3 separate regions of the Mus musculus genome follow, and all the other regions are linked to region 1. A link is a loop called in an ENCODE intact Hi-C map of the cell type or tissue named here. Cell type or tissue: heart. All regions are shown on one strand. Links, peaks and the distances in the headings refer to the core of each region. The heading gives the core; the rest is flanking DNA.

Region 1 (4,570 bases), core at 702-3,201:
CAGCACTAACTAGTACAGAGCCCTTGGTTTAATCCTAAACACTACACTGCAGAAACAGGGTGAGGTAGTATATATCCATTGTCCCAGCCGCCGGTTGGTGGAGGCAGGAGGATTTCAGTTTCCTCCTCAGGTGCCTGGGGAGGACCACAAGTGCAGCTTAGTGGTTGAGCTGCGTTCCCAGCATGCACCGCGCCGCGCCGAGTTCAACCCTCAACATGGCCAAAACCATTGCCTTATATAAGCAATACAAGTTCACTGGAAGACATTCGGAAAGCGAAGTATAAAGAGGGAAATCACCTGTTCCCTCCCACAGCCAGACTGTTCTGGGGGTTTTTCCATACATAATGTGTGGGATCTCAGCGCGAGCTGTTTTATAACCCATGCTTGCTTCTTGGCTTCCTCAGCCTGTCTTCATAGCACTGAGTGTGAAGTTTGCTTGCACGAAGTAGGAGGGGTGGGGTTGGCCAAGCTTTTTCTTTCTTTCTTTTTTTCCAGGTAAATGGTCCTGACCAGTTCTTTCCTTCTCTAAGGAGTTGTAGTTCCTTGTTATTTCTTTAGATAGTGGTCTTCCTGGGTCAGCATCTAGAAATTCTACCAGCACCAGGGTGAGAGCTGGAGTTTTTGCTAGTATGGTGGGTTGATGTCTTAGTGGACAGAACACCCACCTCTATCATTGGACCACCGAATGTAGGTGGCTCCAGGGTGAAATCCTTCTCTGGCTGCTCCCAGCAAGAAATCAGGGTGGCCAGCCTGTCCCAGGGAGATGTGTTTCCATTCCGGTACCCAGTGAGCACAGCACCTTTCATCTCTGCAACCACTCTCACGAAAGCCACGAAAGCCACGAAAGCTCAACACACTCATTTGAATCTCGGATCCAGAGAAAGAGCAGGGCTGTCTGGACTTCCATAAGTCCTGGAGATCTACCGAGCACAGGAAAGTAGCATGCAGCACAGCCGAGGGAACACAACAAGATTCTTCTATCTGGGTGAGACTGGGGTAGGAACTCAGAGCCTAGTAGAGTCCTGAGTTTCTGAGCCTACACAGAGGCCAGGAAGGTCCTGTGTCCAGGAAACAGCTCAACCCTGGAAGCACAAACCCCAAAGGGGCTCAGCTGTGCCCCTGCCTGAGTGGCTGGTCCAAGATGCTCATGAGATTCACTGCCTGGAGGAAACATCTTTTCTAGGCTAGGTTCTGCCCTCTGGATCCTGCGTAAGTAGAGTGGGGTTTCAGGCTGCAGCTCTCTGGATCCTTGGGGTTTGGATGGGAAAGTACCACACAGTGCTGTGCCTACCTCCAGTGGGATGGTGTCTGGCCTAGCCACATCAAGTTAGCCGGCCTTGACCTTGCTGGCGATAAGGGGCCTGAGCCAGCAGAACATTCTGGGTTCAAGTGGCGGGAAGAAGGTGGTATTCCAAGACTGAACTTCACAGACCTGAGGCACCTATAGGAAGATAGAAAACCCTCACCCGTTACAGGGGTCCTGTGTCCTGCCTTCTTTTCTTAGGTCTTTTTGGTGTCCCAACAGCAGACATGGGGAGTTTATCTCTCTATGCCTACTGTCCCTCTCTTATAGTCTGGATGGTCCCCTCAGAGACTCATTTCCTTTGTTGGTGGAGATGGTTTGAAAGGCATTTTCCCCCTAGTTTTTCAAGGCAGGGCTTTTCTTTGGAGTTCTCTGTCTGTCCTGAAACTTGCTCTATAGACCAGGCTGGCCTTGAGCTCAGAGCCCCACTCGCCTCTGCCTTCCTAAAGGAAGGCAGGAGGACTGCTTTTTGCCACCAGACTGAAGTCTACAGTGTGGCTGGATGACTTAAAGCTGAGGGAATGGTCTAGTGTGGACCCCAGGTCTTTCTGACAGGAGTGCCAGCTGCAAACTTGTTAGGACATCTGAGGAGACCGAAGGCAGGATTGAGTGCTACCCCTGGACACTAAGGAGAGATGCAGAGATCTCTTGACCCTTTTGTGCTTCTAGGGAACCTGCCCTGTCCTATGTCCAGCCCACCCCCAGTGAGGTGCATTCAAACAGCATGATACAGAGGTCAGTACTCAACTAGAGTTTCCCCAGCCTAGACACCACCTAGATGAGCCCATAGCTGGAGTCTGGCCATTGAAGCAAACCCCAGACAGAACATAACCTCTGTAGCTCATAGCTCAGCCTTGCCTCCTGTCTCCTGGGTCTGAGTATGATGTCTGGGTTGACCAGGTAAGCCTGTGATGAGCCTGACCAGCAGGTGGCAGCACAAGACTGTCCTCTTGGAAGAGTCACTGTGGGGGCGGGGAACTGTAGTCCCAGCCCCTGGCTGCTGTTTTTTCCTTTCTCGGCTTTCAAATGTGGGCCAGATCTTTTCATGAGGCCCAACCAGGATAAGCCGCCATGAAGGCAGCCAAGCCTCATTTGTGCCCAGGAGCCCTGATGTGAGCCTTGGGGTACCTCCCCTTTGACCTGTCCACAGACAGGGACGGGTCACGACAGAGCCCCTCTAACTACTGTTCCCTCTCCTAGATGACGTGGCATAAAAGCTCGAAGTGGAAGCAGAGGGTTGTCTCCTCCCAACCACTAGGGCCCCAGAGAGGAAGCTAGCTGCAAATGAGAGGGACGGGACAGGGGCTAGAGAGCTGGGGGCGGGGGGGGGGGCGGTGAGGAGGAGGCACCTCGACCTGAGGACGATGGAAGCTGGAGGAAGCAGGGAGAGGGTTATTTAGGAACTGGAGTAGGGGTTGGAGCCTGGAGGGGGAGGAAGTGAGGAGGTAAAACTTTGGCTCTTCAGGCTGCCAGGAAGACAGCAGAAAGAAACTGGGGAAGATGTCAAGTTTCTGACTCCTTTAGCTGGCTGGGACTAAGGAAACACTAGGCTCCACCCTGCAAGCACAGATGTCCTTAGATGCTCAGGCTGGACTCAGAGCCTCCCTCCCTCTCTGCCCTGTATCTTCTATGGCTCATGTTTCATCTGCTAGGTGAGATGACACAGAAGGCCAGCGCGCGCACACACACACACACACATACATACACACACACACACACTGTCCCTAGGAAAGGAGAAGCAACACTCAGAAATAGGGCAGGCCAAACCCTAGTTTATTTTCAGTGTCAGCAACAGCTTAGCCATCAAAAAAATAAACTCTACCCAGGGCGACAGAAGTCTCTACAGCGAGGCTAAGGGCTCAGCCGCCAGGCGGCAAACATCAAGGATGCATGGCGGGCACTGCCCGGTTAATAAGTTAGGAAGCGGCAGCCTGATGGTGGCGAGGGCCAGGCTTCACTTCTGGGCCGGCATGAGGTCATCGATTGCCTGACCCTGCTCCAGCCGTTGCTCCATCTCAATGAGTAGTTTCACTCCGTCCACCACCATCTGCACCAGTTCCACCTCCGAGAAGCCCAGGCGGTCAGCGTTGGAGACATCAAACACCCCACCGACAGCAGCGGTGTCCACGCCACCTGCGGTGGGACATGGGCAGGTCAGCGGGGCTGAGGACAACACCTGCACCTTCTGCCCCTCACCTGTGCCTTCTGCCCCTCACCTGTGCCTCGCTTCTGAAGCCGCAGCCGCTTGAGCACCTCCGAGAACTTCTCGTGCTTCCCCAGGTGGGGCAGCTTGATGTGCACACCTGCCCGCAGTCCGGTGCCCAGGTTGGATGGGCATGTGAGGATGTAGCCCAGGTGAGGATTCCACATGAACTCATAGTTCTTGGACTTGAAGAGAGTTTCGATCTGAAGGTGGAGAAGGGAGAGTTAAGAGAAGGAAGCCTGGCCGGAAGCCCTACGGACCCTGGGAGATGTGGGCTCTGATCTGCCCCTGATCCCTCCCCAGCACCAACGCCCCTAGTGAGGAAGCCCTGGGGAATGCCCAGGCCTGACCTGAGTGAGGCCGGTGCAGAATCGGGTGAACACTTCCTTCATGTTGCCCCCCTTCTGCATGGAGATGACTCGCAGGTGGTCCTCCTCGTTAATCCACACCAGGAAAGTCTTATTGTCATTGTGCCTAGAAGAGGGGTAAAGTCAGGCTGGAGTCCCTGCCAGAATGTGGCCTTAGATCACACCCAAGAAAGACACTATAGGTGGGTGACCTCAAACAAAATGCTTCCTCAACAAAGTGCTGGAATGTGAGCTGTCACCAAGACGCCAATCCCAGCAACAGTGGAGGAAGGCAGCTCATATACATCTCAATCACCAGTCATGTGCTGTGTGGCCCGCAAGGGTCTGGAGCCTCCAGAGCATCCCACCAGAGGAAGCACGCCTCCGCCCGCTCAGTCTGCAGGGGTAGGAGCCCTGCCCGGACGGGTGCGGAGGCTTTTGCGTCATTGGCACCTGGCACGATCCCGGCGGAATAAGGGGGTGAGAAGGTGGAGAGAAAACAAGAAGCGCCGGCTCCCAGGAGGAGGGCGGAGAACAGACGCCAAAGAGACTGGTCACCACCCTTGAGTCCCTGGAGACTGCGGCCTCCCGCAGCGCAAGGACCACAGTCATCCGCAGAACCAAGGTCACCTGGGCGGAGGGAGGCACTGCACAAACTAGGAATTCAGGGCAGGCCCCACCTTCTAGGGACTGGGGGGGGGGGGGGGCTCGTACCAT
Region 2 (4,570 bases), core at 975-3,474, 300 kb after region 1:
TAAGTGGAAGAAAGGTCTGAAGGTTAGCTCGTCCAGTGAGAGTTAGCCTGTAGAGTGGTGCTATCATCTTACCATAGATGGTCATCTGTCCTTAATTCCTCCCTATTATGTGCACCTGAATGTTCTAGTTGGATTGTTCTGCTTCAGAGCATTAGAAGGCAGCCTCTGGAAAGCGTGAAGGAACCCAAGTCACTGAGTAGGTGGAGTGGAATCTTTGTGGCACAGGCAAGGACTGAGAGAGTACTGTAGGGGACCAATGGGTTAGAACCCTTGGGATCCAGCTCTGTTCTTGACTTTAGGAATTCTCTAAACCTCCTTTGTCAGATCTCTTCATCAATCATGGACCTCCTACTTGCTCGACAGACTCTTAAAAAATAAAGGACCCTAGCTGGGAGGTGGCAGCACAAGCCTTTAATCCCAGCCAACCAGCACTCTGTAAGTTCAAAGCCAGCCTGGTCTACATGATAGCCAGGGCTACATAGATAGCCAGGGCTACACAGCAAGAACCTGTCTCAAAAGACAAAAACAAAGATATCCCCCACCCCGTCCCCAAACAACAATGAATGGATCCAGAATGGCACGTGGTGCACAGTGAGCACTCAGGAAATGATCAAATCAATAGCAAGGAATTGCTACAAAAACCCAATAGAAAGCAGCAAGTCCCAGGCCACTGGGATTCTAAGAAAGTACTTAAAGAGGTTTCATCTCATAGGCTGTGCAGAAGTGTTGAGCTGTATCAAGACTGGTATGATATCAGCGATTGACTTTAATCCTAGCATTTGGAAGGTAGAGGCAGGGGGATCTTTCTCAATTCAAGGCCAGCCTGGTTTATCTACAAACGGAGTTCCAGGATGGTCAGGGCACAGAGAAAACTTGTCTTGACCTCCCACACCCTGAAAAAGAATGTGGTGTCACAGGAGGGTCTGGAAGGAAAAGGTAAACAGAGGATGTGGAGGGACTTCAGTGGTCTTGGTGTTCTCCTCAGCATCGAGGCATCCTGGCACTGTGTCCTTATTCTAAACTGCCATGAGTCCCGACACAGTGAAGGCCTGCTATCCAGTACATTTACACCCCACCCCCACCCCTTTGTCTCTTGCTCCTGGACTTCCATTTTGGTCAGTTTGGTTGTATTTGACTACACAAGTGACATGTTCCCTGTACTCAGTGTGGCCTCTACTCTTCCCACCTAAGTTTCTCTGGCTAACCATATTTCCCAGTTGTTAGTTTTACAATACCAGATTCAATAAAAGATCATCCTACTCGAAGGTCAAATGGCTGTCTACTGAGACTGCCTATGCCTGCAGAGTTTGTGAAAGTGACAGTAACAGCAAGCTATTACCTGGCAGCACACTGTAAAGAGGGGAACATGTCTGAGGTTTATAATGTGGTTTCATACATTTTCAAACATCGGCCTTGCCAAAACCTAACTTGGAAGAAACCTGTGGAATAATGGAAAGAAGGCACTGGCTTTGAAGTGATGTTTCTTGGCACGGATTTTTAGCTGCATCCCTCCCTGAGTAACTTGAGTAGGTAACAAGATGCTCACAGTTGATGGTGGCATGCCCCTTTGCCAGAGCCTATAGTTACACAGGTTCATCCAAGTGTCAGCACAAGGACACAGTCCATGCTGAGTGGACCTCCACTAGAATCTAGCTCCTGGACAACTTCTGTGAGGATGATACTAGGGCCCCTGGCCCTCCAAGTCTTGAGGAGTAATCCCTCTTTCGCATAGAAATTGATGTCTGAGCAAAGTCTTATCTGTCCAAGGGACTGACAACCACCCCTCCCCTCATACAATCAGGAAGACTAACTCCAGAAACACCTTCGCAGTGTGGAGGACTGAACGCCGTGCACATCCCTGCCCTCGGCGTGATGGAGTCCCGGACACTCTTGGGGGACTCTTGGGGATCTGGAGGACTGACCCCGGACACCCCCGCAGTCTGGATGACTCAGCCGGGCACTCTCTCCGTCACAGTCGCGGGGAACCCGGTGGACCCTCCCTGTAGTAGGCGGCGCAGGGGCTGACCCAAGGTCAGCGTGTATCGCAGAGTCCTTCGCCCGCGATCTACCTGGGCCCCACCGCACCCGGTCCCGGACCCTCCTTAGTCCCCCGGGTTGGGAACACAGCAAAAAGCCCAGGTTCCGCTCTTACCTCCGCGGGACCAAGACCACAGGCAACACCAAATTCTGCTACAGAATGGGAAAGGTCACAGAGCACGCAGGCGCCGCGCAGGGCCTGCTGGGAAAGCGGAAGGAGCGGAGACACCAGACGCCGGCTGCCCGGCCTTCCGCGCCTGCGCACCACAGCGCCCCCAGTGGTCGCCCGGGTGTTACAAGCTTCGGAAGGGATTAGTCCAAACCAGGAGGAGCTGGGAGAAGCCTACTGTGTTTCTAGGTGTCATAAAACTGACCAGATTTCCCAGGGTTTGTGGGTTTCCAGGAACAGAGGACTTTCAGTGCTGAAACCAGGACAGTAGATAATCCGGACAAATTGTCCTTAAGTAAATAAGTAAATAAAGCCCCTTTTACATGGTTTATGGCTTTAATCCTAGCCCTCAGGAGGCAGAAGCAGCAGGATAAATGTGACTTTCAGGCCAGCCTGAAAACCTAAACCAAAATTCGCGTGTGTTGGTGCATACCTTTAGTCCCAGCACTCAGGAGGCAGAGGCAGGAAGATCGCTGAGAGTTCAAGCCTAGTCTATTTTTTTTAGTGAGTTCCAGGACAGCCAGAGCTACACAGTGAGAACCTGTCTAAAAAAAAAGAAAAAACAAAAACAAAAACAACCAATCAGACCAAAGGCCAGACATAGTGGCTCGGGTCTTTCATCCCAGCGTTTAAGGGGCAGAGGCACAGGGTGGAGGGTGGAGCGTGGGGCTGTGGGTCTATTGAGTTTGATAGCCTGGGCTACTTAGTGAGACTCTCACACTCCCTCCTCCTCCCCTCTCCCCTCCAACAAACAATAAGAGCAAAGGAAATAAAGCAACAGTGACAAGGGGAAACCCTCTTTACTTGAATTTTTTTTTTTTTTGAGATAGGTCTTTCTGTAACTTGTTATGTAGCCCAGGCTGGCCTCACACTCAGGGATTTGCCTGCCTCTGCCTCCTGTCTTCTTGGATTAAAGGCCTGCACCACTATGCCAGGCTTTTGGCATTTCTTGCCATTTCCCCCTGTATTGCTACAAAAATTTTTGCTCTAATATTTGATTAAGCAGCCATGCTGTGCATAGTAATTATCATTAAAATTGTTGTAAAGCGTTGCAGAGACTTCTGCAGGAACGCTAGGGACTGGACCTAAGGTTTTATGTTTTAAATAAGCATGCTAGCTGGGTGTGTCGTGATATAATCCTAGCACTTGGACAGTAGAGGAAGATGATTAGGGTTTTAAGAGCATCCTGAAACCCTGGTTTGGTTTTTAGAAAACAAAACCAAAACAAATGAACAAAAATTGTTATTGCTTTTTTTTTTAGTTTTTTTTTAAGTTTTTTTTTTTATGTGTATGAGTGTTTTGCTCACATCTATGTCTGTGTACCAAGTATGTGCCTGTTCGCTCTCAGAAGTTAGAAGGCATTGGATACCCTGTAACCAGCATTATGGATGTTTGTGTTCTATCACACTGGTGCTGGGATTTGAACCTGGGTCCTTTGGAAGAGCAACAAATGCCCTGAGTCACTAAGGCATCTCTTCAGCCTCAGACTTCTGTTTAAGAAATGACTGACATCTGAACAGAAACTGAACAAAAGAAAGCCACCTATTGGGTTAAAACAAATTAGGCATGTATAGCCATTACCCAAGCAGAACACAGAAGAGCTAGTCAGGAACCCAGACAAGCAAGGGAAGACAAAGGTGTCGCACACACAGAAGGAGCCCAGTCCCCTCGGCCCAGAGCAGCTAGCGCTTTCCTCCTCCCTCCTTTTCTCTTTACTTTTTTTTCCCTTAACAAATATTATTACGTGGATGAGAGTGGGGAACAATCCCCAGTGCCATGGGGCCCATGTGGAGGTCCGGGGAGCGAAGCTGTCAGGCATCTTTACCCACTGAACTGTCTTGATAACACCACTTTATTGCTTTAGTTTAAAATCACTATTATTTTATGCATACGTGTTTTGCCTGTGTCTAAGTATGGCTTCAAACTCATGACAATTCTCCTGCCTCAGTCTCTAGTGCTAGAATTACAAGAGTGGGCCACTTTATCCAGCTTTTTCCTCTCATGGTGCTGAAACCATAGGTGGGTACCTAGAACAAGATATAAACTCTACAACTGAGCTTTACCCTCCATCATACAGCTAACTGGGTCTAAGAAATCAATGAGGAATAGGGTAGAAATATTTGAAGAGCTAATAGCTGACTGAGAATTTTGTAAAAGGAATATTAAAAAAAAACAAAAACAAAAACAAAAAGGCTCCAAAACATCTTAGTGGAATCAAGCAGACAGAGAAATGAAAGTCTGGAAGTCACGTGACAAAACTAGAGCTGAGGGCTGGGGCTGCAGATCAGTGGAAGGGCGCTTGCTTAGCGTGTGTGAGGGTCCTGGGTTCCAGACCCAGCACTGCCAAACAACAAAACCCTAACA
Region 3 (4,570 bases), core at 1,417-3,916, 64 kb after region 1:
TCCCAAGCCATGTGACACCTACTGGCCTGTGAAGGCATCCTACCTACCCACTGTGCACAAACTTACAAACACTCACACATGCACGCGTACTCAAATACTCACACTTACATGCACATTCACACGCAATTGAAATAGAATCTTTAGCTGGGCATGTTGGCGCTTTCCTTTGGTCCTAGCACTTGGGAGGCAAAGGCAGATGGATCTCTGTGTGTTTGAGGCCACCTGCACTGCAGTGTAGATTCTAGGACAGCATGTGGGGACTCAGGACAATCAAGGTGAGAGTTGGTTCTTTCCTTTTTTTTTTTTTTTTTTTTTCGAGACAGGGTTTCTCTGTATAGCCCTGGCTGTTCTGGAACTGACTCTGTAAACCAGGCTGGCCTCAAACTCACAGAGATCCATTTGCCTCTGCCTCCTAAGTGTTTCGATAAAGGTATGTGCCACCAGGCTTGGTTTTTGGATTTTTTTGTTTGTTTGGTTGGTTTTGGTTTTTCGAGACAGGGTTTCTCTGTATAGCCCTGGCTGTCCTGGAACTCACTCTGTAGACCAAGCTGGCCTCGAACTCAGAAATCCGCCTGCCTCTGCCTCCCAAGTGCTGGGATTAAAGGCGTGCACCACCACTGCCCAGCTGGCTTTTGGATTATTAAGACAGGATCTCTTATAGCAAGGCTGGCCTCAAACTTTGATCCTTCTATTTTTTAGCTACAGTGCTGGGTTCTAAGTGTGCCTGGCATGGGCAGCTTCTCCCGTGTTATGTTTAATTGTGACTTACTTCTAGGCCAAAGAGCAACGCTGGATGCAGAGGAGATGGCCGACTTCTATAAGGACTTTCTGAGTAAGAATTTCCAGAAGCACATGCGCTATAACCGGTAAGCGCTCACGCCTGCCCTGAGGTCACCTAGCACACCCACATCTGTATGGTTCACTTAGCACACCCACATCTGTACAGTTCACCTAGCACACCCACATCTGTATGGTTCACTTAGCACACCCACATCTGTACGGTTCACCTAGCACACCCACATCTGTACAGTTCACCTAGCACACCCACATCTGTACGGTTCACCTAGCACACCCACATCTGTACGGTTCACCTAGCACACCCACATCTGTACGGTTCACCTAGCACACCCACATCTGTACGGTTCACCTAGCACACCCACATCTGTACGGTTCACCTAGCACACCCACATCTGTACGGTTCACCTAGCACACCCACATCTGTACGGTTCACCTAGCACACCCACATCTGTACGGTTCACTTAGCACACCCACATCTGTACGGTTCACCTAGCACACCCACATCTGTACAGTTCACCTAGCACACCCACATCTGTACGGTTCACCTAGCACACCCACATCTGTACGGTTCACCTAGCACACCCACATCTGTACGGTTCACCTAGCACACCCACATCTGTACGGTTCACCTAGCACACCCACATCTGTACGGTTCACCTAGCACACCCACATCTGTACGGTTCACCTAGCACACCCACATCTGTACGGTTCACCTAGCACACCCACATCTGTACGGTTCACCTAGCACACCCACATCTGTACGGTTCACCTAGCACACCCACATCTGTACGGTTCACCTAGCACACCCACATCTGTACGGTTCACCTAGCACACCCACATCTGTACGGTTCACCTAGCACACCCACATCTGTACGGTTCACCTAGCACACCCACATCTGTACGGTTCACCTAGCACACCCACATCTGTACGGTTCACCTAGCACACCCACATCTGTACAGTTCACCTAGCACATCTTTTTTTTTTTTTTAACCATAGTTTAACAGCTTTGGTGTTTTCAGTAGAGGTAGAAGTTGCATGGTTTTTTAAGGTTACACTTTTTGCAGTTTTAACCAAACTTGTCAGCTTCAGTATGCGTGCACGGTACCCACAGTGCCTCAGGGACTTACATCAATGCCCTTTAAGTATCTTTCCTTGGAAAAACGGGGTCTGTCAGAACTCTTTTTTTTTTTTTTAAAGACTTCTTTTTTTAAAAAATATTTATTTATTATATGTAAGTACACTGTAGCTGTCCTCAGACACTCCAGAAGAGGGAGTCAGATCTCGTTACGGATGGTTGTGAGCCACCATGTGGTTGCTGGGATTTGAACTCCGGACGAGCAGTCGGGTGCTCTTACCCACTGAGCCATCTCACCAGCCCTCTGTCAGAACTCTTGATCAGTAGAGATCAAAGGCCACAGGAGAGCCATGCAGGGACCAGCAAGGAGCCTGAACTGCAGGGTGAGTCACCCTCCCAAGCAGAACATGCAGAGCATTACAAAACACCATTGTGTACACACACACACACACACACACACACACACACACACATCTGTGTGAGCACTCAAGAAAGCAAGCTCTGGTCTCTTCTGTATGTACGGCTCGTGTGGAAAAGCTTCCCTGCCCGGTGCCAAAGGTAGTCAAAGGTGAGCACACAAAGGGACACTCGGGCTTGCTGCTGGTGGCATCACTCGGGAGGCAGAGGCAGGTGAGCTATGAGTGTGAAGCCAGCCTGGTCTACAGAGTGAGTTCCAGGACAGCCAGCGCTGCCCTGAGAAACTCTGTCTTGGAAAACAAAACAAAAAGAACACTCAGAAACAGTGATGTAAGTATTTCCCTGGTGGCCACACAGGGCTAGACACTCGTCATCCCTCATCAACCCTGACTGCTAACGCCACCGGTCAGCAAAAGCTGTGGGATTGGATGGTGACAGATGAGGGTGCCACACCCGAGGCCTAACTAAGCATGTCCTCATCGGTGGCCCAGGGTGCTGCCGGAGGAAGGACAGCCACGCCTGCAGCTGTTCAGGAGACTGACGTGGGCTGAAGTGTGGTCGGGCTTCCAAATTGAAGCACCAGCTCATAGGAAAAGTAAGGGCTGTGTATATGTGGGGCAGGCACGAGAACCTGAGCGCCTGCCTGCCCAGTCCTGAGCTCTTGTGACAGGTGTCTCATGGAGATGGGATAGGTGTGTCTGGGCCAGCTCATCATCCTGACAGATTAGTGGGTTTTGTTTGTGAAAGGATCTCACTATGTGGTTCTGGCTGTTCAGAAACTCACTGTGTAGCCCAGGCTAGCCTCAAACTCACAGAGGTTCTGTCTACCTTCACTTCCCAAGTGCTCAGATTAGAAGTGTAGGCCACCATATGGTTGGCCTGATAAATCTGAATTTTTTTTTTTTTTTGAGATTTTAGTTTTTTTGTTCTGCCTGGTACTGCAATTAAGATGCAACTCGAGATTTGCATTAAAATGCAGCAGTGACAGGGCTGGCTGTGGCCAGAGCGGCAAGGTCTCCGAGAACGTGGGCGGCATTGGAGGCTGGATGCGCTTCGAAGGGAGCAGTCTGCGGCTGCGGCTGCGGCTGCGCTGTGTTGCTTTGACCCAGTTAGGCGCTCAGCCACGTGAGCTCACGGACACAGCGCACGGCTGCCCCCTGCAGGCTGTGTGTGCGCAGGCTCTGTGAGGCTGCCTCCGCTCGGAAACAGGGAGGCTTTGCTGGCTTCCTTTGCTGGTTTCTCTGCTTGACTGTCCAGATCATCTGCCTCACAAGAGCAGTGGGGCTCTTCTTGCCTGAGTCACACGGGGTGGCCTCTTGCTCCCCCAGAGCCTTCCTGTTTACTTAGGGTTCTGCTTGACAGCAGGTTGTGAGTTATAAAGTTCTCAGGAAGGTAGATGGAGTTTGTGGACCTACACTGTGGCTGACTTGTGCTGTCACCTCCTTAGGGCTCTGGCTCCTCTCTTACCTTCTGTGCTGAGATCCAAGGGTCAGTGAATCCAGCCCTAGCAGAAGTGCTCAGGGCCTGGAACGGCTGGTGGCTTTGGGGCAGCAGGGGCTTGCACCCAGGATCTGAGATGTGCCTTTCCTCTATGCAGTAAGCCCTCCACACTTCACCTCACCGTTAGGCTCAGTGGGTGGGCCCAGTGGGTGGGCTTCCACTTACGACGTGTAGGCAGCAGCCTGTGTATTTTCTCTGTCCAGATTCTGCCAGGGTGTGTATGAGAGCATCAGAGACCCAGGAGAAGGAGAACGTTGTGACAGTCAGCTTCCTTCTGTGGGATACTTTGTCTCATACAAATTAGACCCAAGCAGAGCCCCACCCCAATCCCAGGTCCCTGGAAAGCCTGGTAGGCTGTTCCATGGCGCTACTCATCACTGCCTGTCTAGGATGCTGCTGGATCCTCAGAGCATCCTAGGAATCTGCTAATACAGGCCAGGGGAAGATTAGAGCTCTCTATACTTAGGGAAACTCTCTCTCTCTCTATGTGTGTGTGTGTGTGTGTGTGTGTGTGTGTGTGTGTATTCTGCTGGGGTGGAAGTAGGGAGTCAGGTGACTGTGGCACCTCCAGGAAAGCTGCTGATCAGGCCTGACACTGCAGTTGACTGGGGTCCTCTCTTTCTCTGTAGAGACTGGTACAAGCGTAATTTTGCCATCACTTTCTTCATGGGGAAGGTGGTCCTGGAGAGGATGTGGAGCAAGCTAAGGCAAAAGAAGACAAGCAGTTAGGAGGAGCCCACCAGAACTTGACCCACAGCACCGGAACCTGACCCACAGCT

The links. Peaks named below come from ENCODE experiments on the same cell type or tissue, not always from the same donor. Only the 100,000 strongest peaks of a DNase experiment are listed, where the experiment ranks them.
Region 2: a loop joins it to region 1, with 2.4 times the contacts of the local background. A loop is called at or near these places in 10 of 42 quality-filtered maps.
Region 3: it touches region 1 in a loop (7-fold over the local background); 17 of 42 quality-filtered maps call a loop at or near these places.

The regions. Positions count from the first base shown.
Region 1 is chr12:111,666,306-111,670,875 of GRCm38, forward strand. Ckb (creatine kinase, brain) reads right to left here. Exons shown (of 8, transcript NM_021273.4): 5 at 4,568-4,570; 6 at 3,857-3,980; 7 at 3,520-3,709; 8 at 3,050-3,436. The coding sequence ends at 3,258. Among named protein-coding and RNA genes, the nearest start is that of Ckb, 3.7 kb to the right of the region's middle. In heart, for the core only: a CTCF peak has its summit at 2,218 (motif pointing right); DNase peaks (open chromatin) are centred at 1,316, 2,276 and 2,806; H3K4me3 peaks cover 850 bases; H3K27ac peaks cover 1,293 bases.
Region 2 is chr12:111,964,772-111,969,341 of GRCm38, forward strand. Atp5mpl (ATP synthase membrane subunit 6.8PL) reads right to left here and starts at 2,238. Exons shown (of 4, transcript NM_027360.3): 1 at 2,153-2,238. In heart, for the core only: a CTCF peak has its summit at 2,323; DNase peaks (open chromatin) are centred at 1,980 and 2,250; H3K4me3 peaks cover 1,635 bases; H3K27ac peaks cover 1,419 bases.
Region 3 is chr12:111,729,247-111,733,816 of GRCm38, forward strand. Coa8 (cytochrome c oxidase assembly factor 8) reads left to right here. Exons shown (of 5, transcript NM_026511.2): 4 at 776-866; 5 at 4,421-4,570. The coding sequence ends at 4,520. Among named protein-coding and RNA genes, the nearest start is that of Coa8, 18 kb to the left of the region's middle. In heart, for the core only: a CTCF peak has its summit at 2,628; DNase peaks (open chromatin) are centred at 2,685 and 3,415; H3K4me3 peaks cover 415 bases; H3K27ac peaks cover 680 bases.